Linked DNA regions of Mus musculus: region 2 is linked to region 1. A link is a loop called in an ENCODE intact Hi-C map of the cell type or tissue named here. Cell type or tissue: heart. All regions are shown on one strand. Links, peaks and the distances in the headings refer to the core of each region. The heading gives the core; the rest is flanking DNA. Region 1 holds the start of Sirt6 (sirtuin 6). Region 2 holds the start of 1190007I07Rik (RIKEN cDNA 1190007I07 gene).

What was found. Peaks named below come from ENCODE experiments on the same cell type or tissue, not always from the same donor. Only the 100,000 strongest peaks of a DNase experiment are listed, where the experiment ranks them.
Region 2: a loop joins it to region 1, with 6 times the contacts of the local background. A loop is called at or near these places in 6 of 42 quality-filtered maps.

Annotation. Positions count from the first base shown.
Region 1 is chr10:81,620,720-81,635,705 of GRCm38, forward strand. It overlaps Sirt6 (sirtuin 6), which reads right to left and starts at 6,847. Exons shown (of 8, transcript NM_181586.4): 1 at 6,753-6,847; 2 at 5,771-5,898; 3 at 4,997-5,179; 4 at 4,338-4,397; 5 at 3,428-3,523; 6 at 3,273-3,353; 7 at 2,030-2,153; 8 at 1,068-1,960. The coding sequence starts at 6,818. The coding sequence ends at 1,694. Ankrd24 (ankyrin repeat domain 24) reads left to right here and starts at 12,980. Exons shown (of 20, transcript NM_001374016.1): 1 at 12,980-13,036; 2 at 13,948-14,034; 3 at 14,146-14,276; 4 at 14,351-14,439; 5 at 14,969-14,986. The coding sequence starts at 12,998. In heart, for the core only: no CTCF peak of the experiment used is centred there; DNase peaks (open chromatin) are centred at 5,969, 6,932 and 7,932; H3K4me3 peaks cover 2,062 bases; H3K27ac peaks cover 2,549 bases.
Region 2 is chr10:82,615,785-82,630,770 of GRCm38, forward strand. It overlaps 1190007I07Rik (RIKEN cDNA 1190007I07 gene), which reads right to left and starts at 7,444. Exons shown (of 3, transcript NM_001135567.1): 1 at 7,181-7,444; 2 at 6,924-7,040; 3 at 4,067-4,433. The coding sequence starts at 7,031. The coding sequence ends at 4,338. Tdg (thymine DNA glycosylase) reads left to right here and starts at 14,054. Exons shown (of 10, transcript NM_172552.4): 1 at 14,054-14,254. The coding sequence starts at 14,232. In heart, for the core only: a CTCF peak has its summit at 7,391; a DNase peak (open chromatin) is centred at 7,457; H3K4me3 peaks cover 1,680 bases; H3K27ac peaks cover 1,754 bases.

The sequences.
Region 1 (14,986 bases), core at 3,518-11,517:
AGAGACCCCTGTGATCCTGATCCCACTGCTGCACTGGATGGTGAGCTGTGAAAGAAGAACGTCGAGTGGAGACTTTGCTGGGTCATGACCCTGTTACTCAGGGTTTGGGGTGGGAGACTTTCTGGTCTGGGTGACGATTTGGAACGCATATGAAGATGCCTCCAAACTGAGCGGGATTTCTGTGGCATTTCTCCACCATTCAGTTGATAGAATGGAGACCACTGCCGTTTGCAGGATGTCAGTCATGATCCCGCCTCGGACTCTGATTGGACAAAGCTGAAGTCGGTGCTTCTGATTGGGCAGGTGCCCAGCCCCGCCTCTGATTCACTACCTGTACTTAGCATCTATGATTGTCGAGGTTCTCCAGGTTCCACCCCTAACATCTGAGTGACCAGGTCCTCTAGAATGCTGGTGTGGGGAACCAGGCCCTGTAGTGGGACCAAGCCCCAGACCAGGCAGTGGGAAGACAGAGACAACAGAGACATAGAGACCCGAGCAATTGAGTATCTTCACTTCTACCAAGTTGGGCGCAGCCTGTGACACATGGATCTTGGGTGAGTGGGTTGACCTTGACTAACCAGACACCTAGGAACTCCTGGGATGTGGCTCAGTGCAAGCACGGAGGACCTGAGTTTGAAACCTCAGAACCCACAGAAAAATGTTAGATCTCACTGCGCCTGCATGAGCAAGAGAGTTGTGGGAGATCTGTCTCCAGGCCTGGAGTGGTCAGGAGGCCAGCTCCAGAGGTGATGGTGTCACAGGAATGGTTTCATCCATGGATTTGGCCATGTTGGGGTGGAATGACTTCAAAACAAAATAACAAAACAGGTCCTTCAAACTTCCGTTTTTTGGCTGGGTGGGGATTCTAACACACTTAGGTAAATAAAGGAGGTGGGGTGGGTTGGGGGAACAGGACTGGTGAGAGGGCTCAGCAGGTAAAGGTGCTTGAGCCAAGCCTGATGCCCAGAGTTCCATGTCCTGACTCCTTCAAGTTGTCAGCTGACCTCCACACATGAACCTCCACACACCACACACACACAAACGGAATACATAAATGTAACAAAATGTAAAAGAATGGAAGGGATTTTGTATTTATTGCATTGGGAGCTTCTGGGAGCCTGGGGCCCTTAGCACAGATGGGTGCCTGGTGGGCCCTTGGTGGCTCTGTGTCAGGGCCAGGGGATGGGGGGGAGATGCGTGCAGGGGGCAGCAATGGTGTGTGGAGTGTGTGAGACTGCTGCTCCGGGCACATCCTGAGTCACGAGCGGGTGTGATTGGTAGAGAGGCACGTGGATCCCTGGGACACGGCCTCTTCCACATGTGTGGGATTCCCCATGCCCTGAGATTCCCTGGAAGGACCTGGACAAGGGACACAGTGAGACTTTGAAGAAAGGAGCTGTGTTGGACATGGTGTACCTGCCCGCTGTCCCTACTACAGTAGAGGCTGAGGCAGGCAGGCTAGTTCCAGGCCAGCCTGGGCTATAGCAGTGAGTTCCAGACCAGCCTGAGCGATCTAGGGAGTCCTGGTCTCAAAAAAAAAAAAAAAAAAAAAAAAATCTGAAAAGACACCAGGGTGAGATATGCAAACCTGGGCTCAGTCCCCAGAATATAAAAAACAAACAAACAAACAAACAAACAAAAACCTCAACATGTGTGGTTCCTTCAAGTTCCCCTCCCGCCCCACATACCCGGGTCAGCTGGGGGCAGCCTCGGTCTTCACTCTTTTGGGGGGCCTGTGGAGTATAGGGCTGTTGGGCTTGGACTTATACGAAACATGCACTGCACCATTGAGATGCACGGGGGGCTCAGCCTTGAGTGCTACTGGGCGAGGCAGAGGTGGCAGGGCTTTGTCTAGCACGCAGGGTCCATCCCAGGCTGGAATCTCCAGCCCCAGATGCTTCATGAGTCTGCACATCACCTCATCCACGTAGCCGTGGATGCGCAGGTCAGCCTGGCGGTCCTGCCAAGGGAGGGACAGTCAGCGTGGGCTAGGGGGCACCGGGGCACCGGGCAGGGCACTGGTACATACATGTTTTGTGGGTTGCAGGTTGACAATGACCAGACGGCCTCCTCGGCGCTTAGTGGCAAGGGGCAGGTTCCCACTGGGGCGGATCTGCAGCGAGGTACCCAGGGTGACAGACAGGTCTGCGGTCCTGGAACAGGGAGCAGGAAGTGGGTGGGGCCCAGGCCCACCTCAGGTTCCAGCCCTCACGCCCACCCACCAGGCACTGGAGAAACACTTGGGAGCTGAGATTCAGTCTTGGTGTCTCACTGTAAACCACTGTCCAGTTTTGGGTTTTGTTTTTTCAAGACAGGGTTTCTCCGAGACAGGCGGATTTCTGAGTTCGAGGCCAGCCTGGTCTACAAAGTGAGTTCCAGGACAGCCAGGGTAACCCTGTCTCGAAAAACAAAAACAAAAAACAAAAAACAAAACAAACAAAAGACAGGGTTTCTCTGTATAGTCCTGGCTGTCCTAGAACTCACTCTGTAGACCAGGCTGGCCTCGAATTTAGAACTCAGAACTCTGCTTGCCTCTGCCTCCCAAGTGCTGGGATTAAAGGCATGCGCCACCACCACCCGGCCAGTTTTTTAAAAATTAACGACAACCAGGCTGGGTGGCACAGGCCTGTTGTCCTAGCTATTCCACAGGCTGAGGCAGGAGGATCAAAAGGTTCAAGCTTTGAGCGAACTGCATTCGCATTGAATTCCAGCATTCAGAAGGTAGACAGACCTCTTGAGTCTAAGGCCAGTCTGGTCTACACAGCAGACCTTCTCTCAAAAAAGGAAAGCAAATATTCCTGTATGGTGAAATGACTCAAAGCTGGAGGTCAGGGTGGAGCCCCACCTAGAATGCCCCAGTTAGGTACTGGGGGGCGTGGTCTGGGCGGAGCCCCACCTAGAATGCCCCAGTTAGGTACTGGGGGCGTGGTCAGGACGAAGCCCCCACCTAAAGTTCCCAGTTAGGTATGGGGGCGTGGTCAGGGTGGGGCTCTTGCCTAGAATCCTCCAGCGAAGGGGCTGATTCTGCAGAGGGCTTGTTTAGTGCACACAGGCCCAGGATTCTCCCCACTACCACAAAAACCTGAAAGCAGGAACGCGAAGAAACCTTCCACTCACTCTGTGTCTCAGCTTCTCCTCTGCACCTATGGTGCCCAGGGCCCTGGGCTGGGGGTGATGGGGACAACCCTGCTGTCCCACCCGAGTTTCGACCTTCTGTGGAGGTCTGCGTAGCCATCCCCACCCATTTCCACCTGGGGAGTGTGGGGTCCCACCTGCTGGCCTCATCAGCGAGCATCAGGTCCCGGTCAGGCAACGAGTCCTCCCAGTCCAGAATGGTGTCTCTCAGCTCCCCTCTGTGGCAGTCAGGGAATGGAGTCAGGGGGCGCCCACCTCCTCACAGGTGGAGGGTGTGAGGAAAGTCACCTACCTACAGGCCCGAAGTCCCCTGGTCTTGGCCACGGTGCAGAGCCGGCCTGTGGCCTTGAGGCCCATGGTGCCCACAACCGTGTCTCTGACGTACTGCCTGTAAAGGGGGAAGGGTGCACACACATTTTCTAATGTTCTCTCAGCTGGGGGGTGGTGTAGCCAGGCTCAACCCATGGGCTACTGAGCAGGACAAACAACCGAGGGATAGACAGACAGACTACTCAGTCTGAAAGTGCCTGGCAAGCAGACTCCGGGCTCTGTGTTTGAGTCATCCATGGAAAACGAAGAGCATGGTGGAGCAGGATTGTCGCCCCAGAGCTTGGGAGGCTGAGCTGGGGACCCCAGGAGTTCACTGGCCACTCAGCTAAACCAAAGAGGTACAGGTTCTGAGAGCAAGTCTGCCTCAAAACACAAGCAGAGGGGGCTGAGCCAGTGTCAGCCGCTGGCATCCACACAAGGGAGGGTGCGGGAGGGAGGAGGCTAAGGGAAACATGATGGCTCGCACCTGTGAGCTCAGCACGCAGGAAGCTGAGGCAGGAGGATGCCAAATTTCAGGATAACCTGGGCAACTTTAATGAAGTCCTGTCTGAATAAAGAACCCCTAAGAGGGAGTCAGGGGCCAAAGCTCAGGAGGCACAGTCCTGCTCAACACCCCGAGGCTCTGGTGTGCAAGCCATGTTGACACCCAGCCCAGAGCCATAGCAAAGGCAGGGCAGGGAGAACCCCTCATTGCCAAGGGCATGACCAGCTTCTCCCTTGGGGGGCTGTGAAGAAAGGGTTTGCCCCATTTGTCTACGAGCCTTTGTTGGTCTGTTTTCATCTGACTGTCTCTGGCCTTCTCTAGGCCATGCTAGGACCCTGAGCTGGCTTAGGGGAGGAGCAGGGTCTTGTGTTACACGGGCAACACTCACGTCTTACACTTGGGACATTCCTCTACAAACATGTTTCCGTGCAGCTCTGCCAGCTTGTCCCTGCAGAAGAAGATGCCAGTAAGGACCCTTCCCAGATCCTGGGGCTTGGACCAGCTGCTCAGTCTGCCTCCTCCTCCAGAAAGCCTTCCTAGGGGGCTCACTCACAAGGGGCGTCCACTTCTCTTTCCTGGAGGATGTCCCAGCCTGTCCCATTCTGAGGAACTGTTGCATGCATAGCTGTCTGACGGTGTCTTCACAAACTCACAAATACCTCCTCCCCACTACAAAAAACCTGTTGGCTAGCCGCGGCACACCCCTTTAATCCCTCCATTGGGAGGCAGAGGCAAGTGGATCTCTGTGAGCCTGATCTACAGGGCAAGTCCCAGGGTAGCCAAGACATGGAGAAATTCTGTCATGTACTCGCCCTCTGCCGCAACAGTCAGTTGGCCCTAAAGCCCCTGCCAACCTCCCCACCCCACCCCAGTGAGGGGTGGAACCCTGCCTACATCCCCCCAATTTGACCAAGTACTGCCCGGCTTTGGGCTCCGAGCCTTCCCCCTCTTTGCATCCCTAATAAATGCCCCTGAGCTAGGGCACCCTGGTCCAATAAGGAGGAAGAGATGCAATTGAGCCCCAGCCCCCCGGCCGACTCATCGGACCTGGGGAAGCCCGAGCGCACGTGCAGCCCGTCTACGTTCTGGCTGACCAGGAAGCTGAGGAAGCCCATGCGTTCTAGCTGAACCAGGGCCATGTGGGTCTTCGAGGGCCGAGCATTCTCGAAGGTGGTGTCAAACTTGGGGGCCAGGCCGCGTTCCTCCATGGTCCACACGCCATGGGGGCCTCTGAGGATAGCAAGCAGAGGAGGACAGGCACAGAGGTCAAACATTCATTTTCCAGGCTGTGGGCTCTTCCTGTTAATGCTGAAGTCAGCCCATGCTGGCCCCAGCCCCGTTCTTAGGGTGGTTCTGTATCCTGTGGTGGAGACAATGACTGCCGGGTAGGCAAGAATTCTAAAGAGCATGGGACGTCTTCATGAAAGAGGCGGAGGGGCTGAGGGTCTGGGGGTAAACAAAGGCAGGGGAGCTAGTGGAGCTGGGGCTGAGTACTGGTTAAGACCGGCTGCGGGTTCCCAGAATGCTTTACAGTGGTCATAGGCTGCCACCGAAGGTTATGGGTGAGCTAGTCACTCCACAACATTGAGTCATTCTGACCCTAGAAAACCCAGTGGCTGGCCGAGCTGCATGAATACATTTCCCAGCATGCCTTGCAGCTACTACATTATGTGGGCATGCTCTGATCCTTGGGCAAGTGGAGTTTTTGCTGGGCCTTTCAGAGACATAGGAAAACTGAAAGGTCCTTCTGCCACCTCACCTTAGTCCCTAGAGGTGTATCAGCAAGAGCCCTGCCTCAGTTTCCCCTCATTGTTCACCGACCTGAAGTCGGGGATGCCAGAGGCGGTGCTGATGCCGGCGCCCGTGTGGAAAACCACGCTGGAGGACTGCCACATTAGCCGGGCCAGCTCCCACACCTTGCGTTCCAGCTCCTCTGGTGGGTCGAAGATCTGTAGGGTCAGAGGGCAGGAGGAGGCAACACGTGACCTCCCAAGTGGCAGGCCTCCTGTGGGTCAATGCTCTGTCTGCCCCTTCTCAACATCCCTCAGTTCCAGCCACACTCTTAACACATCGCTGTGTCCTACCCCAGGGCCTTTGCACATGCCGAGCCCTCTTCCCAGAGTGCTGTTCCTGCAGGCAGCCACTCCTTTGTCCTGGTCTGGTTGTGGCCCACGTGACCTCCCCACTGACGTCATCCCCCATCCTGGACTTTAGATAACCCACCTCTCTCCCCTAAATCAAGATGCAGCTCTACTTGTCTAGGGGCTCCGTTAACATGAGGCAGGCAGGGCATGGTGTCGCAGGCCTTTAACACCAGTACTCGGGAGGCAGAGGCAGGAAGATTCCTGTGAGTTCGGGGCCAGCCTGGGCTACAAAGAGAGAACCCTCCACCCTACTACACCCCTTCAGAAACAACAAAGACTGACAGCCCCACACTCAGGATCCATCTGGCCCAGATTCAGGGAGGAGTACAGAGTGGGGTACAGGGATGCCCCCAGGAAAGGGTGCCAGCTTCCGGCCCTGCAGATCTTCCCACAGCTCCAGGTTTTCCCTGACAATTAAGACGTCCACTCCCTGACCTGACGATTTGGTCTCGTTCCCATTAGCCCCTCACTCCTTCCCTGACCCAGGTTCCTCCGTGTCACCCAGCCTGAGCAGTGGGTGTCACTTCCCGCCCCCTCCTTCCAGGGAAGTCCCTCCCATTGTCTAGACTCTATGTTTCATGCTGTTCCCACAATGCCCCGCTTCGCCCGGCCGCTCCCCGTCTGGGGTCATTCGGTGACTCGAACACTGCAGCTCTCACCTCGGGCAGCCCGCACTTGCCCTTATCCGCGTAAGGCGACAACCCTGCTGCATAATTCACCGACATCGTCGCCGGCGCTGCCGCACGGGAACAATAAAGTTTCCCTTGTTGAGGCCGCTTCCGCCGGAAGTGGTGAAGGGACGGTCGGGAAAGAGTAGCCGCCTTCCCTAGATACGTGCCTGAGGGTGGGGTGGGTACGTGGAGGTGAAAAACAGCATTCTTTCCAGAGCGCATGCGCCCTCCTGATGCAGCAAGCTTAGTCTTCAGTGCTGGCCGAGACTACCTCTCTGACTTAGTGGATTCCCCAGTCCTGGGATCCGCGACCAGAGCCAGAAAAGTGATGAGGCCACTCACAGGAGTCGAGGCAGGGGGATTGCGAGTCCCAGACCAACTCCCTGTTTCAAAAGAGACAACATCAGCAAAACCCAGAAATGAAACCAAACAAAGCAAAACAAAAATCCACAGTTCTCAGTGTGTAGAGCCCTGCCCGGAGTGCTTATAGCACTGGCAGGAGGGGACAGAAAGTTCGAAGCCACGCTAGGCTACATGATACCCTAACCTTTGTGACTGTCATCCAGGGTCTGCCTGACTCTGGCTACAGGAGAGAATGAATGGAAAACTGGGGTTCTTGGGCAGAGGAAAGACCTCTGGGCCCCCTGCCAACATTTCCTGGGTTAGTTTCTGGAGTGCACCTCCCGGAATATCACAGAGCATAGGGTTAGGTCCACAGAACTGGGCGAGTTCCACGTGTTACCCAGAGGTGCCCAGAGATGCAAGGAGAGAGGTGAAGAGCCCTGCTTCCGTGGCCATCTAGAGATGGGAGGCACTATCTGACCATTCTGCCTGTTGGTAATCAACAGACACAGGAGCCATGTGATGGGTCAATGGCAGCATATAACAACCGAAGCCTCCTGATCCCCGTGGAGACCCCAAGAAAGGCTTCGAGGAGGCAGGAGCACACAAGGAGGTGGGAGAGGCCGTCCTTGGGGCTGCCCATCTGAGCAAGCTGGCTAACAGCAGCTTGTCTCCTCCCTTGGCTCATCCGTCCCCCGCTCCCCCACCCCAACCTGATCGGGTGTCACCTCTACTCTGCTGCTGGTGGCTCGCAGCTGGAGCGGGTAACCAGAGAGGCTGCTTGGACGCTGGGTTCCGGTCTGGAGTCGCCTGAGGTAGGGGGATGTGGGTGAGGGAGGCCAGGGAAGTCTGGGTGCTGGTGAGGGGTGCTACCTGCAACAGTATGAACACACGCATCTGCACACTTGTGACAGGTGCACACATCCCACGCGGGAGCCAAGGCCCAGGCCCAGTGCGCAGCGTCACCTGTGCTGTGTCACCTCTTCAGAAGGCAAACCCTTAAATCCACAGGCCTTCCCTGCCACCTTGCCGTGGCGATTTCCTTCAGACTGGTAGCATGTGGACAACTCTTTTGGGTGTTTTGTCACCCACCCTTGGTGGTAGGTGTGGGGTGAAAGTGAACCTGATTAGTAGAGGAGGTGGGATCAGTGAATGGATGGATGGATGGGTAGATGGGTGGGTGGATGGGTGAGTGGGTAGATGGGTGGGTGGATGGGTGGGTGGATGGGTGAGTGGGTAGGTGGGTGGGTGGATGGGTGAGTGGGTAGATGGGTGGGTGGATGGGTGGGTGGGTAGATGGGTGGGTGGATGGATGGATGGATGGGTGGGTGGATGGGTAGATGGATGGGTGGGTGGAACTGCCCTAAATAGTGACAGTTTTGACCAGACTTTCTTGCAAAACACTGACTTTCCAGTGTGTCTCCCCCTGTAGCTCCATTACATATGAACCCAGGTTAGAGGTACAGGAGGAGACCCAGCTTGGGAGAACTTGGAAGCTCCGTTTGGGGAGGTAGATAGTTCTGTGTGGGAGAGAGGCGATTTTGTGAATAGAAATTTCACAGAGAAGAGTGTTTGTGTGGTGGGGAGTTTATGGCATCAATGATTGCACAAACTCCAGGTTGCAGCCTGTGTGAGCTGCTGAACTAGTGCTGCTGGTTGTGATGCACGCTCAGCCCCACTTCAGGGGACTGCCTGGACAAGGAGGAATTATCTCTGTTTACAGTTGAGGACAGTTCCTTCAGAGGGTGCAAGTAGCCTGAACTTGGACACACAGCAGATTTGCCCAGGCTGTGTTGTGAGGACAGTGTGGCTGACCACCCCAGCATCCTGTCCCTCACCCGACCCACGCCTTGTCCAGAAACAAGACGAGAGCCCCTAGCAGGTGTGATGAAGACCCTCCGGGCACGATTCAAGAAAACAGAGGTGAGTCTTCAGGCTTGGAGGACTGCTCAGTCCTCCCTGCTGTGGCTCAGAACCCACCAGTCCTTTAGGCTCCACCTGATCCCCTATCCGCTGTTCCCCCAGCTGCTGCAGCAGGTCAGCTACTCCAGCAGGTCAGCTGCTCCAGCAGGTCCCTGGTTCAGTTTTCTGGATCAAATGCTGATTGCCCACGTAGGTTCACTGAGTCCCACTCATGGTTCAGTTCTGCTCACCCACCCCCCACTCAGGGTCTCAGTGGTTACTGGGGCAACCCTTCCTCCTTTGCACATGCTGGCAAGGTGTCACCGAGATACCCCCAAACTCTTCCTGCCCCCGTTTTCATTTTCATCGTCGTCCGAATTTAGTGATTCCTGAGGGATTCCCAAGTGCTCTGCTCTGTGAGCCCTGGTCTTTTGCTCACTATGATTCTTCAAGGAATGAACTTATGTGCATTTGAGAGAGGAAGGATGGCTCAGAGAGGTGGTAGAAGCTCCTCAAAGCCACACAGCAGGGAAGCGATATGCCTGTCTCCATTAGAAGATGGAGATAGGTATCAATGGGTGTGACCTGCAGGGGGAATGGGGAGGGAAGGGCTGGGAGGGGGGGGAGGAAGCAAGAGATCCAGAGAGCCAGAGAGAGCAAGGGAGAGCATGAGAGAGAGAGAGAGAGAGAGAGAGAGAGAGAGAGAGAGAGAGAGAACTGTTGCTTTCCTAGACAGTAAAGCTAGACTAGTTGGAAACCAAGTCATTGCACATGCTGAAGAATGGGCTGGCAAAATGGCTCAGCGGGGCCAGGTGTGGTGGCGCACGCTTTTAATCCCAGCACTTGAGAGGCAGAGGCAGGCAAATTTCTGAGTTTAAGGCCAGCCTGGCCTACAGAGTGAGTTCCAGGACAGCCAAGGCTACACAGAGAAACCCTGTCTCGAAAAACAAAACAAACAAACAAAAAAAAATCAAGATGGCTCAGCAGGGAAGGGTACTTGCAGCTGAACTCTGGTCCTCTGTGATAGCAGCCATTGATCTAACTGCTAAGCCATCTCTCCTGAGTTTGATTCTCAGAGCCCACATGGTGGAGGGAGAAAAATGACCCCACAAGGTTGTCCTCTGACCTCTGCCTCCATGCATGTGTGCATGTACACACCTAAATGCAACTTTAAAAAAACTCTTTAAAAAAAAAAGATTTATTTACACGGTAGCTGTCTTCAGACACACCAGAAAAGGTTATCGGGTCCCATTACAGATGGTTGTGAGCCACCCTGTGGCTGCTGGGAGTTGAACTCAGGATTCTGGAAGAGCAACCAGTGCACTTAACTGCTGAGCCGTCTCTGCAGTCCCTATAAATGCAATTTTTAAGTTAAGGAAAAATAGTTTTTGAAAGCTTAATCAGGCCAGCTGTGATAGCTAAAGCCTTTAATCCTAGCAGAGGCAGCTGGATCTCCGAGTTCTAGGCCAGCCTGGTCTACAGAGTGAGTTTCAGGATAGCCAGGGCTACTATACAGGGAAACCCTCTGTGGAAAAAACACTCACCTACTTAAAAAGCTGAATTATTTCAAAATCTTGCAGCCTACCCACCCTTGGCAAGAGACACTTAGCTTGGAATGTGGGTGTATTTTGGTGGGGCTTCGAAGAAGGGGCAGCAACAGAGTAGGGAGGGGTGGGTCCCTGGTGCTGGACCAGCCTGGGCAGCAGATGGGAGGCCTGGTCGGCCCCTCCCCGCCGGGAACCTGTCTGCCACCCTCACCCTTCTCTGGTTTCCCCATAGCAGCCAGGGTGAAGCTTGGCTTTTGTCTCTGCAGCCCCTAGGGAAGAAAGTGAACACTCATGGCTGCCTGGAGGCCCCTTGGTGCCCTGGGCCTCTGGGTCCTCTCCTGCTGTGGCCAAGTGCCAGGCTGCAGCCCTGCAGATGTTAGCTCAGGCTGAGCTCATTCCCAAGGTGTCCTCAAGGTTCCAGCAGGGGCTCAGTGGGCTCTGGGCCCCAGATTCTCTTGTGTGGAATGGGGACTACTTTATCTGGGGCACCCTTGCTGACATTCTGACCTTATTGGAGGAAAATCCCTCCAGGCAGTGATGGAGGCTTATACAGTTTTGGAAGTGGGAACCCTGGCTGGCCTTGAATCACAGTCTTTCCTCTTCAGTCTCCTAGTATTGCGATCATGGGTTGTACAGTCACATCGGGCTCAAAGCATTCTTTCTCCCTTTTTTGTTTGTTTGTTCTGTGTAGCCCTGGCTCTCATAGAACTTGCTCTGTAGACCAGGCTGCCCTCAAAGTCACAGAGATCTGTCTGCCTCTGCCTCTCAAGTCCTGGATTAAAGGTGAGAGCCACTGTGTCTGGCTCAGTATTCTCTCTCTCTCTCTTTAAAGGTGGCACATGTGTGTGTGTGCGCGGGTGTGTGTACATGTATGTAGATATGTATGTGTGTATGTATATGTGTGTCTCTATATATGTGCCTATATACATGTGCATATATGCATATGTATATATATGTATCTATATGTGTATATATTTATATATACATGTGTATATATGTACACATATTCTAGGACTCTCTGCAGAGAGGGACACACCAGTATCTAGAGTGTTATGGGACACAGAGGCAGGAGTTGCTTATTGTTTATTAGGGAGACCATATCTCCACCTGTGCAAGGCAATTTCATGAACGACTCACTTCTCCCCAAGTTCTGCCTCTCTGGGATTCTCATCCCACAGCTCCTGTCGTGTGTCCCTGCCTGCTGCTCCGTCTCCAAGACAGCTTCTACAGTGCCAACTTACATGCACAGAAGCCAGAGAGCTAGAAAGTCATTCCGCAGTCACTTGATAAATGTAGAACAGAAGAGTCTCAGGCTGTGGCCCAGGGATATTTTGTGGGTCCTGCATAGAGGGCTCTAATTTCAGGCAAGGCAGACAAGTGCCCACACACCTTAGAGCCAGAAACGGGGGTTGCAACCCCCACTTCCAGTTGATCTAAAGATTCCTCTGACCCAGCCTGGAAGCTGTGCACAGGTCCAGATGCATGTGCCTGAAGAATGAAATGCAGTTCTTATTGTGTACTCATGGTGTACCAGGCCTGTTGTGCAGGGCGGTGCGTTCTGCTCAGCCTCTGCACGGCCCTCCGGAGCTGTGTCTGGAAAGTCTATGTGAAACCCCATTGCACATATGAGGAGGGCGGAGGCTCCAACAGGTGAGGTCTAGGTCAGTCCCATAGGTGGATAATGGCGAGGCAGACCTGGGATTCAAGTTTGGAGTGAGACTTGAGAGCTACTGGAGCGAAGTAAATAATGAAAGAGTAGATGGGTGGACAGGTAGGTTGGAGGAGTGAATGGGTGAGAGGATGTGTGCGTGAATGAAGGGATGAGTAAGCCAATGCATTTGCCCATGAAAAGACGTTAGTAAATGGGTGGTGAGGAAATTAATGAGCGAATGGGTGAATGAAAACATTAGCAAAGTGCGAATAATGACTGTTGGAGAGAGTGAATGTGTGAAACGATGGATGAACGAATGAATGAATGAAAAGATAGGCATAAATGTATGAATGAATGAAGACTGGAAGGTGATGGCTGAATGAATGATGTCCATCATTGTAAGTAAGGTGAGCTGGAGGTGAGGAGTTAGCGGGCTGACACCCGATAGGGACCATCATGGAGTTGCGGGGCGGAGCCTTTTCAGCGGGATGGAGCGTGTCGGTGCAGGAGTGGGGTGGTGGGGAAGAGAGCACTATATAGCAGCGGGCGAGCGGGCCTGGGGAAAATGGGAGTAACCTGGAACTTAGAACGGATGTGAGCGGGCCCTGAGCTTTCGTGGAAGAGGTGGGAGGGGCCTGAAATCTAGGGGGAAGCTGGGCGGGCTCTGTGCCTGAGCCTGGTGAGGAAGGGTGCTGAGTCTGGAGAAGAGGTGTGCCACAGGAGGAGGGCAGAGCCCCGTGTCTGAGGAGGTAGGCGTGGTCTGATCTGGCCCCGCCCTCCTGCGGTTCGCCATGAAGCAGCTGTGCCTGTGTGCTGCTGCCTCCTTCGCGGTAGGCGTTTGGGTCCCTCTGCGCCTTCCCCTCTTTCCTAGAAAGAAGTTCGGCAGAGGGCGGGGCGCCTGTAGAGCCTGGGCGGGAAGTGGAGGGCGGTGTTGAGGGCAGGCGTGTCTGTGCAGGCGTGGGGTCAGCAGGCCGTTGCGGGATGCAGGTCTTGGAGGACACTGTGGACAGTGAGTGACTCAGGAACTGTCCATGTTCCTGGGCAGTGAGTTTAAAAACATTAGCGGCTGCAGTTCTGCTGGCCAGGCCTTGATGCTACCTGGGGGCGATGGTCTTGGCTGAGCAGCTGTGAAGGACGGAGCGAGGTTCTGGGCGCTGGAGGATAGTTTGGAAAAGGCCAGTCATCCCAGCATTCGGAGGCTAAGGCAGGGGATCTTTAATTTTAGTTACACCCAGTCTCAAAAAAACTAAGACAGTAAAATAATTGTGAACGAGGAGCTTGGCACCACCAAGCCCTGGCTTCCATGCCCAGCACTACATAAACCAGGTGTGATGTTCCACACCTGTCACCCCAGCCTCGAGGACTGGGAGGCAGGAAGTTCAGGAATTCAAGGTCATCCTGACTCCCAGGGAGTTTGACAGCAGCCTAGGCTACTTGAGGCCCTGACTCAAAAAACAAAAACAAAGCTGGATCATTGAAATCCTCGCACTTTGGGAGATTTCTGTGACTTTCAGGCTACCCTGGTCTACATAAGAGACATGCTATTTAAAAAAAAAAAAAAAAAAAAAAAAAGTTGTACCCTGTCTTTCAAAACTGGCTTTGGATTAAGGCACACACAGGTGGTTTGAGGAGGATTGATATCTGGAAGCTGCCCTGGTGGTGGGCCTGGATCACACGCTGGGGGGTGCAGGTTTCAGAGACACTGTCTGAGGCCCCCAGCCCAGGACCACCTATCCCACAGCTCCGGCTCAGCCCCACCGACCTCAGCTCCTGCCCACCCTGTGGCCGGTGCCCTATCCCAAAACCCGCAGCCAGAGGCAGGCGCCAGGCAAGTGCTCAGGGGTGGGTGGGGAGAGCCCGGAGCAACTGCCCCTGTTCCTTGGTGGGGAAAGGACATCGACCCACTCAGTCCCTCGCACCTCTGGGTGTGCCACCGCAGGGCCAAGACTGGGGCAAAAGTGACCAGCGACTGCTCCAGGCAGTGGAGAACAACGATGTGGCCAGAGTGGCCTCGTTGATCGCCCACAAGGGGCTGGTGCCTACAAAACTGGACCCCGAGGGCAAGTCTGCGTGAGTGTCCAAGCCCTGGGGCTGGGGTGGCTTTGGACATTCTTCTGGGGTTGACCCCTGACTCGTGCCTCTAGGTTCCACTTAGCAGCCATGAGGGGTGCGGCGGGGTGTCTGGAAGTGATGCTGGCTCAAGGTGCCGATGTCATGAGCACGGATGGAGCAGGTACTTATGGAAGGACCGTCCCTGGGTGGATGGCAGGGCTGCATCAGCTGTGCAGAGCAGGGACCACAGGTCCAACTGTGGAAGCTCACTGTCCACAGTGGGAGCTCACTGTCCACAGTGGGGCTGTAGCTCAGTAGGTAGGACATTCACCAAACATGAGGGAAATCCTAAGGTCTGTCCTCTGAACTGCTGGCGCACACCTGCCATCCCAGCACTTGTGTGGAAGTACGAGGATCGGGAGTTCAAGGCGATCCTCAGCTACATATGAACTGGAGACCAACCTGGGCTATATGAGAACCTGTTAAAAATAAAAGTAAAAGACCCCTTTGATCGCCGCACCAGATGGCAGAGAGATCCTGTGAGTTTTAGGATTTTTAAATTATTTCAAAAACAAAGATAGCAAATGAATATAGCAATAAAAAGCCCTCTGGGAACAGCACAGTTTTAAGAAGTAGCTGAGTTTGGACATTCAGGCTTGGGAGGCAGCTGAGAATACCTGGAGGACACGCCTCTTCTCTTCTCCCCTCAGGTTACAATGCCCTTCACC
Region 2 (14,986 bases), core at 3,968-11,967, 1.0 Mb after region 1:
CCAGGAAGAGAGGCTTGGGGGTCAAATTCCCAGAAGATGAGGACAGCAGAGAGTGTACAGATGGTAGAACATTACAGGATAGTCCCATGTTCCTAGACAAGCAGGTCAATCCCCGTGTAATGCCATTCAGAAAAGACTTAGCAACTGAAGATGGAAGCAGAGAAAAGTGTCTTTCTAAGCTGATGACTGATCACAATGTCTAATGTGCTGAGAGAAACAGAGCTAACCATATCCAGTGGCTCCATCTTGTGCTGCCTCTAGGCATTATAGAAATCTGGCTAGTCAATGCACTGTGCTAGTCAGGTTCCTGTTTATCCAAAATAAACAACTTCTATGGAAATGAAGCTGCACCCCAGAAGTCAATCAGAGTAGGAGAACTTTCCTGAAGTGGGAGGGCAGGTCTGCAAACTGACCAGTGAGTGCCAGAGTGTTCAGGGAAATCATTCATACCACATAATGTTCAACGAATGAAGAGAAAGAGGCCCTCACAGAAGATCCTGAAGAGTCTCTGTGTGGGACATGGCAGCCAAGGAGCCCTCAACCCTGTCAGCACTTCAGGGCTCTATTCATCCTAGAACTACTAATTTTGGGCTGGGATTGAAGGAAGTTTGAGAAGTGTGATGAGATCAAGCACACAGTGAGAAAGCCACATGGGACCTCCCCATCTTCCTCACCTGGTCTTTCCATTCAAGTGTACACACTGTCCTTTCTGAGACAGAATGTTCCAGGTTAGAGGTTGGAAGCTTATATTTTCAATGCTGAATTAGGTTTTTGGATCGTGAGCAGCATTAGCCACAACTACAGTTCAAAATCAGAGTTCAAGAGGTTGTGCCTTCACTGAGAGAGCAGGTCCAGACTCGCAGTTCAAACTACACTCAGCAGCCCCAAACAGGAAAGGACTTTGGTGCACAGCATCAGAATTTTGGCTCTAGCCTGTGTTATGTCTATCAGGAAAGTCTCATGAACTTTGACTTTTCTGAAGGACAGAATCATAGTAGCTGGAGACATCTAAAGAGAAAATAGTGACAGGAGGTCAGAGCACAGACAATATAGGTAGCCCCTCCTACCTGTATCTCAGTGTCTTATTTTCATAGTTATGAAAAATCCTGAATAGTAAGAGGAGCGTCTTCATGAGAGAGAATGCAAACTAAAGTGCTGAGGGACAACCAAGGTCCAGAATTCCTTCTGGTGACAGTTTTAATCTGCGCACCCTACTTGATTAGAAACTCAACATGCATATGTGAAAAAGAGTGGATCTCCATGCAGGAACATGGCCTCTTGTTTCTGGTATTCCTACATTGTCCAGCCATCAGGATGGCCTCTGACTTTCCCATCACCAGCACAAGGGGAGTGTAGAGTTCAGGCCTTTGGTATGTTGAGACACCTAACACCCCTAGGACCTATGATCTGAGTGGAAAACACCATTTCACCAAGAGATGAATTACAATAAATTTCCTTGAGGGTGTCTATAGAAATCTCTCTATCACAGATACTCATCAGGTCCAGTCATTCATGATGGCTGCCAGTCACATAGTTGTTCCCATAGTCCTCTGTGTCAGGTCTTCTTTCTCTCCACACTTAGCCCAGCAGAACTGTCTACTTAGGGACAGTGTTTGCCAACAACTTGTTCTAGGATGGGAACTACCAGTTTCATTACTGCCTTTTTACCTGTTTTCAAGTGGACTTACCTCACCAACTTCGTCTTCCTGGATGTCCTGGACTGTGTCAGTGTGTTAGCTCCTTGGGCACAAGTTGTCCATGACACTAATGATCCTGGGATCTAGCACCTAGCTAGAGCCTTGCACATCACTATGACTATAGAATGGCATCTGAGAAAAGGTCAGATAATACCACTTCACATAGACAGTCTAGAAGCTGGGGTCACATATCAGAGCCAATCTTCACCCTTCCTCCTTGTGGGTAAGAATTAAGTCAGGCCTGTGAAGGGAAGAATGGCTTCCATGATGCAAGAGGAAGACTGGAGCAGGCACAGTCCAGGAAATGAGGAACAGGCTGCATCCCAAGAGCTGGGAGTCCAGCTCTCTCAGACACCCCACACTTAGAACACAATCCCTAGAAAATGCAGTGGCAGTGGTCAGGGGACACCCACTGACTGATCTGTAGAGGCCCTCCTCTAGGCTCTTTAGTTCAAGACTGAGCAGCAAGGATGAGGGAGAGTCAGGGAGAAGTTGCTGTCGTTTGGTGACAGGACTGTTACTAGGAAGACTCCAGCATAGAATGAAGGTCTGAAGAGGGGAGAAGTGGTTGCACCATAAAGCTTCTAGATACATCTGAGCCTCACATCACTTTTGCATGACACCTCCCACTGTCACAGTCCTCCTCTCATTACTGTCTCCTCAGTGACAGTAGCACCTTGTATGGCCTGGTCTCCTATATGGAGACAGAGAAATCGTCATATGATCTTAAAAGGCATAATATTCTTGTCAGAGGATAGTCTACTGGGACATGGGCTTCTGCAGCAGCTGGTGACAACACTGCAGCTTGAAGTGAAAGGGACCACGTCCATCCACACTGTTCATATCCAGCTTCACTCATACAAGCATTGGATTTCTCAGTAGCATCTCTTGGCCTTGGACTCCACATCATGACACTGTGTCTTCTGTATCTACTGGGCCACTCCTCATGTGTCTTCTGGCCCTAATGAAGACACATTTCATTCTGTAGACCCCAGACTCCATCCAAGGTCCTGCACGTCTCCCACACTGAACTCCCCCCCCCCCCCCCGAACTTGATTCTGGACAGCACTCGTGGAGAGGCCTCAAAAATCTCTGTCCACTCTGGATTTGAACCTTAGAAGCCTTAATGTAGCATTGTATAACAGGAATCATGATAACATCTCTTTTTAAACTCTGGGCACAAAAATTGCCATTATAATCAAGTTTATTCAGAGAAGAATCATAATTGAAGGAGCCACTGCAAATGGTCTCGTGTGATATTGAAAATAAGCACCTACCTAGTCAAACGCTAGAGATGCTCTTAGGCAGTTCTTAAGAGACACTGGACCAGGCATGGTCCTTTATACCTGTAATCTCACTGTTTGGGAAGTGGAAGCAAAAAGACTCTTAGTACCCTAGCAAGATTTTATTGAAAGGACCCAGATGTAGCTATCTCTTGTGAGACTACGCCGGGGCCTAGCAAACACAGAAGTGGATGCTCACAGTCAGCTAATGGATGGATCACAGGGCTCCCAATGGAGGAGATAGAGAAAGAACCCAAGGAGCTAAAGGGATCTGCAACCCTATAGGTGGAACAACATTATGAACTAACCAGTACCCCGGATCTCTTGACTCTAGCTGCATATGTAACAAAAGATGGCCTAATCGGCCATCACTGGAAAGAGAGGCCCATTGGACACGTAAACTTTGTATGCCCCAGTACAGGGGAACGCCAGGGCCAAAAAGGGGGGGTGGGTGGGTAGGGGAGTGGGGGTGGGTGGGTATGGGGGACTTTTGGTATAGCATTGGAAATGTAAATGAGCTAAATACCTCATAAAAAATGGAAAAAAAAAGACTCTTAGTTTGAGGTCAGCATGTGCTACACACACAGCAAGACCTTTTTGTAGAGACCTATTGTACTGGTTGGTTTTGTGTGTCAACTTGACACAAGCTGGAGTTATCATAGAGAAAGGAGTTTCAGTTGAGGAAATGCCTCCATGAGATCCAGTTGTAAGGAATTTTCTCAATTAGTGATCAAGGTGGGGAGGGTCAGTGTGGGTGGTACCATCTCTGGGCTGGTAGTCTTGGTTCTATAAGAGAGCAGGCTGAGCAAGCCAGGGGAAGCAAGCCAGTAAGTAACATCCCTCCATGGCCTCTGCATCAGCTCCTGCTTCCTGCCCTGCTTGAGTTCCAGTCCTGACTTCCTTTGGTGATGAACAGCAATGTGGAAGTGTAAGCTGAATAAACCCTTTCCTCCCCAACTTGCTTCTTGATCATGATGTTTGTGCAGGAATAGAAACCCTGACTAAGACACCTACAGATCCTGTGAACTGGAGACCAGCCTGATCTACACAGCAAATTCTAGGTGAGCCAAGAATGTATAGTAAGACTATCTTTAAAAAAATATTAAGATTTATTATGTATACAGCATTCTGCCTGCGGGCCAGAACAGGGTACAACTCATAGATGGTTATGAACCACCAAGTGGTTGCTGCGAATTGAACACAGGACCTCTGGAAGAGCAGACAGTGCTCTTAACCTCTGAGCCATTGAGCCCCCTAAATTCGGTGTTTTAAAAAGTAGTTTTACTTAATAAATTTTAAAATACATATTTGAAACATTATTCACAGAATTCTTGGCACAGCTGTTATTTTGAAGTTTCTACTGCTGTGAAACATGAGGTTCGTGGCGTCTCTCTTTCAGTCCCAAAAGCTCCGTTTTGAGTTCTCCAGGCTTTGGTGGAATTTCAGGTATTGTCTACAAAAAAACAACAACAACAACAACAACAACAACAAAAGCCAAAAAACAGATACCATCACATTCTGAAACAACACTTCAATATGATCTAAAAAGCTTTAGAAAAAACAAAAGCCTCGTGCATGCTACTCAGTACCAGGCCATTTTTATGAAGACTCCTGATTGATCTGAATTTCTTGCTGTCTTGAATAGATCGTCCTGGCAAATCTCAAGTCCTAGAGGATGCACAGGGATAAATCCAACTGACTCACAACTGTGATTTCAAATGAGAATTCAACATTTGAAAATCCATTCCCACAATATTTGCTAACTCTCTGCCATGCACCAGGCCTAGGAAATAACTATTGGTAGTTAATGTACCCAAAAGACTGGAAGCAGCCAGCATGTGATGTGCATAAAGTCATACATGAGCAACACACAATTCTACCTTTCAGAAAGACAGAGGGAAATGGGTGCAGAATGTATATGACAGAGTTTGATTCCCAGCACCACAAAGGTACAAAAACAATGGTTTTCAGTACAGTAGAATTGGAACTGTGAGTCTATCACAATAAAATTGTAGAATCTTTTTACTGCTTCAAAAGAAACTCCTATTCCATTCCCAAGTGGTCCCCACAAGCCAACTCTGTCCATATATATTTGCCCACCATATATCATGTGGTCTTTTATTGCTCAATATTTTCATGTAGTGTTTGCAAAGTTCATTCATGTAGGATCACTGAATGCTATTCCCTTATAAAGATGTACATGTTTTCCATAGGTATTCAGGTATCTGAATTGTTCCCACCTATGAACATGTACAGAATCAAACAAGTAAGTATGACAGATGTCTTAGTGTTTGTTGGGGAGAAAACTAAACTGGGAATTGCAGGAACATATATGCTGTTTGAGGAACTAGCAGACTAGTTACATATAAAAACAGCCGTGTGATATTCTATTCCCAAGGGTAGCGTATGAAGGTTCCAATTTCTCCCTGTCCTTGACAACTGCTGTTTCATTATGGCCAGCAGAGTAGTGGTTCTGACTGCAGATTGCATTTCTCTGGTTGTTAGAAAATGAGCACCTCTACACAGGCTTTTGGCTCAGAGGGTCACTTCAGAACATGGAGGAGGAAGAGGAGGAGGAGGAGGAGGAGGAAGGGGAGGAGGGAAGGAGGGGAGGAGGGAGGAGGATGTGGAAACAGTCTTGTTTCAGGCTAATAGGATCACAAGGGCAGAGGACCAAACCAAAGACTATGTCTTCAGTTCAAGGAAGTCATCGGTACAGCTGACACAGTGTTCAGCAGGTTAGAAAGCTTAGTTGGTGGACAGTGGGAGGGACATAAAGAGTCCGTGGCTTTTGCTTTGGAAGCAGGAAGATACTGGTGAGTTTTGAGGAGAACGACATGGCCTGACTCCAGGATAAAAAAGAGCGATGGAAGCTCTGTTGAGACGTTTCAGGGAAAGCAGGAGTGGAGGGCAGAAGATGGGCAGGAAGCTACTGTCTTAACTGAAGAGAGAAACTGACGGTGGCTTGGCTAGGGTAGGCAGTGTGGTGATCGATGTGGACAGATGTGGATGTATTGTCCATATTTACCCAGTGGCATTTGCTGAGGCACACAATAAGAGATGAATTAGGATGAGACCTGGGGTTCAGCCTAAAGAACTATGAGAATACAGTTGTCTCTTTTGCTGTCCTAATGAGTGAGTTATGCTGGACACCTAAAACAAAGCATCTTAGCTGTTCTCCCTAAGGCAGCACTGAGTGCCAACTTTGGGCAGCCACCACGGTCTCCTTTCCTCTGCTCTCTCCCCAAACCTTTCAGTTATAACAGTGGTGGCTGGAATAATTGCAAAAGACAAGGTAGGTAATGGACATAAATCCCTTAAATAATAGGAAAGCATTCAGCATCCTATAGCAGCCAGCCACCTTGGCCTCTACGCCTATCAGTAAAGATTCTCTACTAACCAGTCTGAGGTGGCCTAGGACCCTTAGTACCGCTCATTTTAGAGACTGGTTTTGTTTTGCTTTCTCCCCAACTACAGGTAGCTGCTGGTAACAACCCTTGCACATCTCCAATAGTAATGAGATGAATCAAGTCAACCTCACAGGATCAAATTCTAGGCATTATTTCCTCGGTAAAGTGCGGCAGGCAACTACTCCTGCAGAAACGAGACACAAAACTGCATTTCCATTGAAAGTTCGTGACACTTTCTGTTTCACTAAGATATGCATATATCTATCTATAAGCATATAGATAGATATAGATTTAGATATAGATATAGATATCCCACTCCCGCGATACAGTTTCTCTGTGTAGCCCCGGATGCCCTGGAACTCGCTCTGTAGACCAGGCTGGCTCACCACAACTATTAGACACACTCTTGAGTGTTAAGAGCGAGCTAGGTATCCAAACACTGGGGACAATCTAAAAGTCAAGAGGGACTGAGCAAAGTGGACTGAACGCGAGGGTCTCACCCCGAGGATGGGCACGCGCCCTACAGCACTCACCAGGTCAGGCCGATAGTACCAATGCACCACCTGGGCCCCGGCGCACATGGCCAGGAGGCTGGAGGAAAGCATTTTCAAGTAGGCGGACCAGGGTACGCCCCCGGGCATGGTGGAGAGCTGGCGGGGACGGAAAGGGCACAGCGTTAGAGGGCTGGGTAGCCTTCAGATGGCCTGACCGCTGACCCTGGGTGGCTGAGTCGCAACACCACCTCGGGTGCCCCCGCAACTTCCTCCCCCGCGACCAGCGAGCGGGGCACCTGCTAGCTGCAGCCTGCGCCCGCCGAGCAGGGGAAGGAGGGCTCGGCGGTTCCTCGCTCCCTCAGCCACTCAGGGAGACGCTGGAGCCCCTCGTTCCTTCCCACGACTATGCGCGCACGAGACTGTACCGCGGAGTGCACGCGCGCAGGGAGACAGGTCACAGGGTCGCTTTAGAACCAGGACGGACCTCCAGCGGGCAGGAACCAAAGTACAGGGTCCGACGCAGCGACGGAGCGGAAAGCGGAGGCAATACTCGCGCAGGCGCACTCGATTGTTTCTGACGGACTTGGGGCTGGAATTGGGCGGGGGGGGGGGGGGGGAATTGACCGTTTCCACCCCTTAGCCAGCCTGGAATCCTAGCTCCTGGTTGGTCACTGTCCCAATCCTGCGTTTGCCATTCCTGGCAACTGTGATGTTTACAGCATCCTTTGATCTTTCGCACAAAGGAAACTGCACGTGTCCCACGTGGTTAGGAAGAGGCGGGGTTTCGCAGCACAGCACTTGCAAGGGCAAAGGGCAGGTCACACTACAGCTCCTCTTCTTAACCTGCAAATCGGACACCTTTGGAAGGACTCACTGACCGCTTTCTGGGAGTCGTCTATCACATCTCCTGTATATCAGATATTTACAAGTCACAGCAAAATCACTGTTATAAAATAGCAACAAAGTAAATTGTATTGTTGAGGCTCACCACAGCCTAAGGGTATTAAATAAAAAATCCTGAGGGTGTTGCAGGGTGGAAGCATTAGGAAGGTTGAGAACCACTGCTCTAGAGAGAGCAGCTCAAAGCTTTATTCTCCTGGTTCCTGCGGTTCTTTGAAACTTTACACAGAGCCACACCCAGGTACAGTACCTTTGGGTCATGGTTTTACTGGAAAAGAGACCTCCAATCACCTTACTTAATCTGAGAGTGTTTTTGATTGTGGGTTCATGCTTTGATTGTGGGTTCATTTTTGTTAAGTAAACTGCAAGAATTTTGAAGCATTAAGGTAGCATTGTGTAACAGGAATCGTGATAACTTTTTTTTTTAACTCTGGGCACAAAATTGCTCAGGATTGGGGGTGGAGGGCATTTGTCATTAAACCTGACTACACAATTTTGCTCCCCCAGCCCCACATGATGGAAGCAGAGATAGCTCTGTAAATTCTTTTCTTACACACACACAGGCACACACACATGCTTTTTTTTAACTTCATGATAATAAAAAAAATTAGTTTTAACTAAATGGTATTAAGTTTGACATATAATAATCTCACAGAAAGTATACATCTGGAAGACTATACCCACAACTAAGGCAATCAACATTATGCCCAAGTTTTCTGTGACTGTTCATGTGTGGGCACATATGCGATTTAGAGGTCAAAGGACAACTTCAGGAGCATTGAATCTCAGGCACTGTCCTTTCCTCTCTTTTTCCTTTTATTCCTCTTCCAAACTGGGTGTCTCATTGACCTGGAGCTCCCAAAATAGGATAGGTTAGCTGCCCAGTGAACCCAAGAGATCGGCTTGTCTCTGCTTCACTAGAGCTTAGCCCAATTGGCGACTTCCAGGTACCTGTCTCAGAACTAAACATGTAAATTAAACATGGTGGTTTAAATAGGTATGAGAAATGGCTCAACTTTTAAGAGTGGGTAGGGCTTTTGCAGAGGACTAGAAGGACACTGGCAACACTCAGGAAACTCACAGCCATTTCTAGCTCCAAACTTCTGGATCCCATGAGCACCTGTGCTCACATGCCTGGACCCACACATCCCCTCATGCATGTAATTCAAAATTAAAAAAAAAAATTCAAAAAGGCTGAGCATGGTGGCACACACCTTTAATTCCAGTTCTAGGGTAGCAGAGGCAGGGAGATCTCAGTAAGTTGGACGACAGTCTGGTCTACATATAATAAAATTCCTGAACAGCCAGGAGTACATAAAGAGACTGTGGTGGTGGTTTGAATAGGCATGGCCCCCACAGACTCAAGGGTTTGAATGCTTGACCCATGGAGAGTGGCATGATTAGAAGGTGTGGCCTATTGGAGTATATGTGGCCTTACTGGAGGAGGTGTCTCACTGGGCTTTGAGGTCTTAGATGTTCCAGCCAGGCTGTGTCTCACTCCCTTCCTGCTGCCTGCCAATCAGACATAGAACTCTGAGCTACCTCTCCAGCACCATGCATAACTCCTGTGTGTCCCAGTGCTTTCTGCCATGATGACAGACTAAACCTCTGAAACTATAAGCCAGCCCCAATGTTTTCTTATAAGAGTTGCTTCGGTCACAGTGTCTCTTCACAGCTATAGAAACCCTAAGACAGTAAGTAAATAAGAATAAGATGCAGAGTAACTGAGAAGTTATTTAATGTCAGCCTCTGACTTCCACACTTATCTACACAGGTACATGTACACCCAAACAGACACATACATACAAAATACAAATTAAAATGCATCATAATAGTTCAAACTGGACTTGAGCTTGCAGTGATCCTCCTGCCTCATCCTCTCAACTGCTGGGCTTATAAGAATATACCACCATCCACTGCTCTGGCTCATAGACTTCTGTATACTTGTATCCTTTGGTGGAGTATCTGTTCAAATCTCTTGCCCATTTTTTAAGATCTCTTTAATGTCATGCATTTGAATGTTTTGCCTACATGTATGTACCATGTGCATGCCTGTGCACTCAGAGGTCGGAAGAGGGTGTTGAACACTCTGGAACTGGAGTTACAGGTGGTGTGAACCACCATGTGGATGCTGGGAACTGAACTCCAGTCCTTTGCAAGAAAAGCATGTGTGTTAAACACACTCTCCAGCTCAATCGACCTGTTTGGTTTTTTTTTTTAAACTGTAAACTGTTCTTTATTTTGGATACAAGCCTTTTATCAGATACACTGCAAATGTCTCTTTCCAATCTATGCTTTATCTTTTCCTTAGTAGTATAACGAGACACTTAAAAATTTAAATAAATTCCAAATTTATTACCCCTCCCCACCCTTTTATGAGACAAGGTCTCTCTATCTTAGTTAGGGTTTGTATTGTTCTGAAGAGACACTAAATGTTTTCTTATAAGGGAAAACATTTAACTGGGAATGGCCTAGTTTCAGAGGTTCATCAGAGTCGGGAGGTAGCTTCTTCTTCTTGCATGCTGCCAGAGAAGAAGCTGAGAGTTCTACACCTTGATCCACAGGCACCAAGAGCCTGTTATACCACACTGAGCATAGCTTGAGCATGGAAGACCTCAAAGCCTACCCCACAGTAATACGCTTTCTCCAACAAGGCCACACCTACTACTCCACCAAGGTCATACTTCCTAATAGTGCCACTCCTTATGAGCCAAACATTCAAATACATGGTCCGTCTCTATAGGGATCATGCTTATTCAAACCACCTCAGTCTATGTGGTCCAGGCTGGCCTCAGACCCTAGGAACAAACAGCTGAGGTGCATATCTTACATACCAGAGCAGACCTGGCCTCCGGGACCTCCTGCATCCCTCAGGCCCTATCTCGAATCCCTGCCCTGAACTTTCCAGCCCAGGGGCTGGGCGGCCCTTCCCACAGAGGCTCTTTGCTACATAACCCAGACATTTTGGTTTCTTCTCTTCTTCTTCTTCTTCCTCCTCCTTTTCCTTCTCTCATGCGAACACACTTTCTCTCTTTCTCTTCCCCCCTCCTCTCTCCTTCCCCATGGCGACTTCCCCTGCCTCCTTCCTTGGGAGCAGTAAACTTACCAGGAGAGCAGCTTCCCAATAAACCAGAAGTTATATGCATTTTAATCTGGTTTGAATTGGCTCAGTTCACCAGTGGAGAAAAAAACTTATCAGTGTGACTAAAAGTGTGTGCCACCATAGCCCAGCCCTTTTGGAAAATAAAAGTTTTGAATTACATACATATGGGGATGTGTGGGTCCATGTGTGTGAGCACAGGTGCCCATGGAATCCATTAGTTTGGAGCTAGTGATGGCTGTGAGCTGCCTAAGTGAATGCTGTCTCAACTCAACGTCCTTCTAGTCCTCTGCAAGAGTCCCACCTACTCTTACAAGCTGAGCCATTTCTCCAACCCCAAAGTTGTTTCTTTTCTAAGTAGAGTTTTCACTGTTTTATATGTATTTTACTTTATGCATCTATGTGGCTTTGCTTGCAGGTTATTGTGCCCCTGCTTTCAGGTCTAGTGCCCCAGGAAATAAGACAAGGATGTCATACCCCTCAGGACTGGAGTTAGAGACAGTTAGTTGTGAGTCACCATATGGGAATCGAAGCCAGGTCCTCTGGAAGAGTAGCTGGTGTTCTTAACAGCTGAGCCATCACTCCAGCTGCCGATATGCTTCCCTTTAAAATATCCTAGGATTAAAAATATATACATATGGAGCACAAAGCCCTGGCCATCTCTGAGCTCACATCACAGAAGGGAGAGATCATTGTAATTTAACCAACGCCTCTTGTGAAACAAACCAGGCAATCTAATTCAGTCGGGCTTCTCACCATTTTCTGCCACGTAACCTAAAGAAACAGGGAAGCCTAACACTCGAAGATGTCAGTGTTCTGGATTCCTCGGGACAATGGAAGAGAGACATGGTGGGATGAGTGATCAGCCTCTCAAGGACTGAATGGTGGCAAGTTTCCTGGAAGTGCCCCCATTATTTATTTATTTATTTGCTTTACATCCCAGTCAACCTCCCCTCACAAGTCCCTCCCATTACTCCCTCCCTTCTCCTCATAGTACAGTCACTTGACAACATTCACTTAGGTGATACCCAAAGTGAGTGCTACCACCCCATCTTGGGACATCAAGTCATAGAAGGACTAATCATAGCCTCTCTCACTGAGCCCAACCAGGCAGTCCAGCTAGAGGAAGGGGATCCAAGAACAGGTGGGGGCTCACATAAAGACCAGGCTTCAATCTGCTACAAATGTGTAGGAAGCGTAGGTCAAGCCCTGCACGCTCTTTGGTGGGTGGTTCAGTCTCTGTGAGCCCCCATGGGCCCAGGTTAGTTGACTCTGTAGGTCTTCTTGTGGTGTCCTTGCTCACTTCTATCCCTCACTTTTCCACAGGACTCCCAAACACTGCTGAGCCATCTCACCAGCCCCCTAGAAGTGTTGTTTATTGTTACATAAAAGGCACTTTTAGCAAGTTAACTTCTGCATACCCAAACCTCTTCTATGATCTAGGGGTTATGAAGGAGCCATTGCCCAAGATTCTCAGACACAGGAGACTACCTGGTCTGCCAGGTACGTCTAAGGACTGATACTGTAAAACCCTTTGAAGGAACAACCCCCTCAAATCTCAGATAACAATCGCTGACAAGAGGCTACCTCAAAGCCTAGGTGTCATCACTCTGGGATTCACGGAGAGGGCTAGACGCCGTTAGACAACTCTCTGGCCAAACACCCACAGCAGACATTGAAAAGAAATTAAATGAAAACTCTTGGGGCTGGAGAGATGGCTCAGCGGTTAAGAACACTGACTGCTCTTTCAAAGGTCCTGAGTTCAAATCCCAGCAACCACATAGTGGCTCACAACCATCTGTAATGAGATCTGACTGCTCTCTTCTGGAGTGTCTGAAGACAGCTACAGTGTACTCACATAAATAAATAAATAAATAAATAAATCTAAAAAAAAAAAACAAACAAACTCTTAGAACCTCCGAAAGTCAAGTATGGTGATACATGCCCTGTAATCCCAGTCAGTATGCAAGAGAGTGAACAGGAGACTTGCCTCAGGTTGAGGCCAGCCTGGACTACAGCTGCAAAGCTCTAAGCCAAGTCAGGGGTACACAGTTTTGTAATTATCTCAAAAACCAAAAGAACCTCCGAGAAATCGAGGTGAGATTGCTGTCTAAGGTTCTAAAGCAGAGATGCATCTAGCATCTAGGCGAGTGTTTGTCCATCTCCAACGTAGACAACTGTTTATGGAAATCTTTGTAATCTACCAAGAGCTTCCCCTTACAGATTAGTAAACTGAGGCCCAAACATTGGTGGCTTCCAATCTTAGGTTTTCCAGTTCCAATCAGCCCTACTCCTCATCACAGGAATTGACAAGAAAGACAATTGAAAAGAAAGAATGTTGTTTTGTGTAAGGCACAATATTTATTTATCATTATTATAATTATCATTTTAGTTTTTCACGACGGAGTTTCTCTGTGTAGTATTGCCTGTCCTGAAACTCGCTCTATAAACCAGGCCAGCCTCGAACTTAGTTCTGCCTGCCACTGTCTATGCAAATGCTGGGTCGCCCAGCCAAGACACATAGTTGCGGGGGAGGGGGTGGTTGTTTTCATTTTAATTTAATTAACTTTACGTCCCGTTCACAGCCCCACCCCCACCCAGTCCCACGCTTACAAATCCTGCCCCCTTCTCTTCTCAGAGAAGAGGAAGCCCCACTTGGGTAAGACTCTGGTACATCTAATCTCAGCAAGTGTAGGCACATCCTTTCCCACTGAGGAAACACGCAGTCCTCTTCCCCCAGTCCGCGCTGGGTCCACTGGCAAGGAACAGAGACCTAGACAGCCCCTGTTCCACTTGTAGGGGACTCACACGGACACCAAGCTTCACATTTGCTACAAACGTGTAGAGGGGTCTAGGTCCAGCTCCTGAAAGCTCCCTGGTTGGTAGCTCAGGCTCTGTGAGCCCCAAGTCAGGTAGCTTTTAATCCGCACAAAATTTGAGGTGAAAAGACATGAATTTGCCACCACGCATAATACATCCTAAAGGCCATCACCCTTAACCCACACCTTCAAGGAAACTTAGAGCCCACAAAAGCTGACGTCAGCCGGGCGCTCCCCATCCTCGCCGAGATCCACGTTTCCCGAAAGGCTAAGCGGCGGTCGGGGCGCCCCGAAAAGGACACGCCATTGGCCTGGCCAGCATCACGTGATGGCGAGGCCGCCGGCCTCCTCGGAGGGGGACGGAAGTGCGCTGGGGACTCGCCGCGGTGATGTAGCAGCGTGGGAGGGGCCGAGGCCAGCGCCGTCCATCCACCGGCCGCCCCGATCCTGTGGTGAGTCCGCGCGCTGAGCGGCAGAGCGGGCGCCCGTGGGCTCGGCAGGAGTGGCCGTACCCTCGGCGGCGCCGCCATGGACGCAGAGGCCGCGCGCAGGTAACGCGGGCGCTCGCGGCTGGGGTCGGTCAGGGCCGCGGCCCGCACAAAGGCCGGCTTGCGCGTGCGCAGTGGGGACCTCCCCGCTCCCCACACGTCCCCCCCCCCTCCCAGGTCCGCGCACGTCCTCTGCCTCCCGTACCCGCGAGCTTTAAAAGGTGGTGTGTGCCCGGCCGCAGCCTCCGCCCGCGCGGTTCTTCACCCTCCGTCACCGTGGACTGTAAAGGCGAAGCGGGTACCCTGTGGCCGCGGTTGCTGCGGGGTCCTTCTCATCCTCGCGGGATAGATACTATTGCTGTGGAGTGTGTATAACACGCTAAGAAGTCAATCTGTAGATGTCTTTCATTCTGGGATGGTCTTTAAAATTGTCCCTTAGTGGTAATGGGGATGTCAGGGCGGGCCTGACAAAGTATAGGTTTGGGGATTTAGACTCTTCGCAGAAAGCTAAGAAAAACAAAATGGCAAGGTCTTCGCAGGTAAAAGGAATGGAGATTTAGGTATTAGCCCTGCCTGGCGAAGAATTAGCTTGCCTCTAAGTGGCAAATGGACATTGAACTTAGGCAAGAGATTCTGTCTTCAGCCCGCCTTCCCACTCGACGGCTGTATTATGGTACATCTTTGAGCAGATTGACGGGGGCTGATGGCAGTCCATGGGAGTTGAAATGAAAGTCTGGTTTACCACTCAAAGATCCAAGGGACACTGCAGAAGGGCCTCTACTCACAGGACAGGTA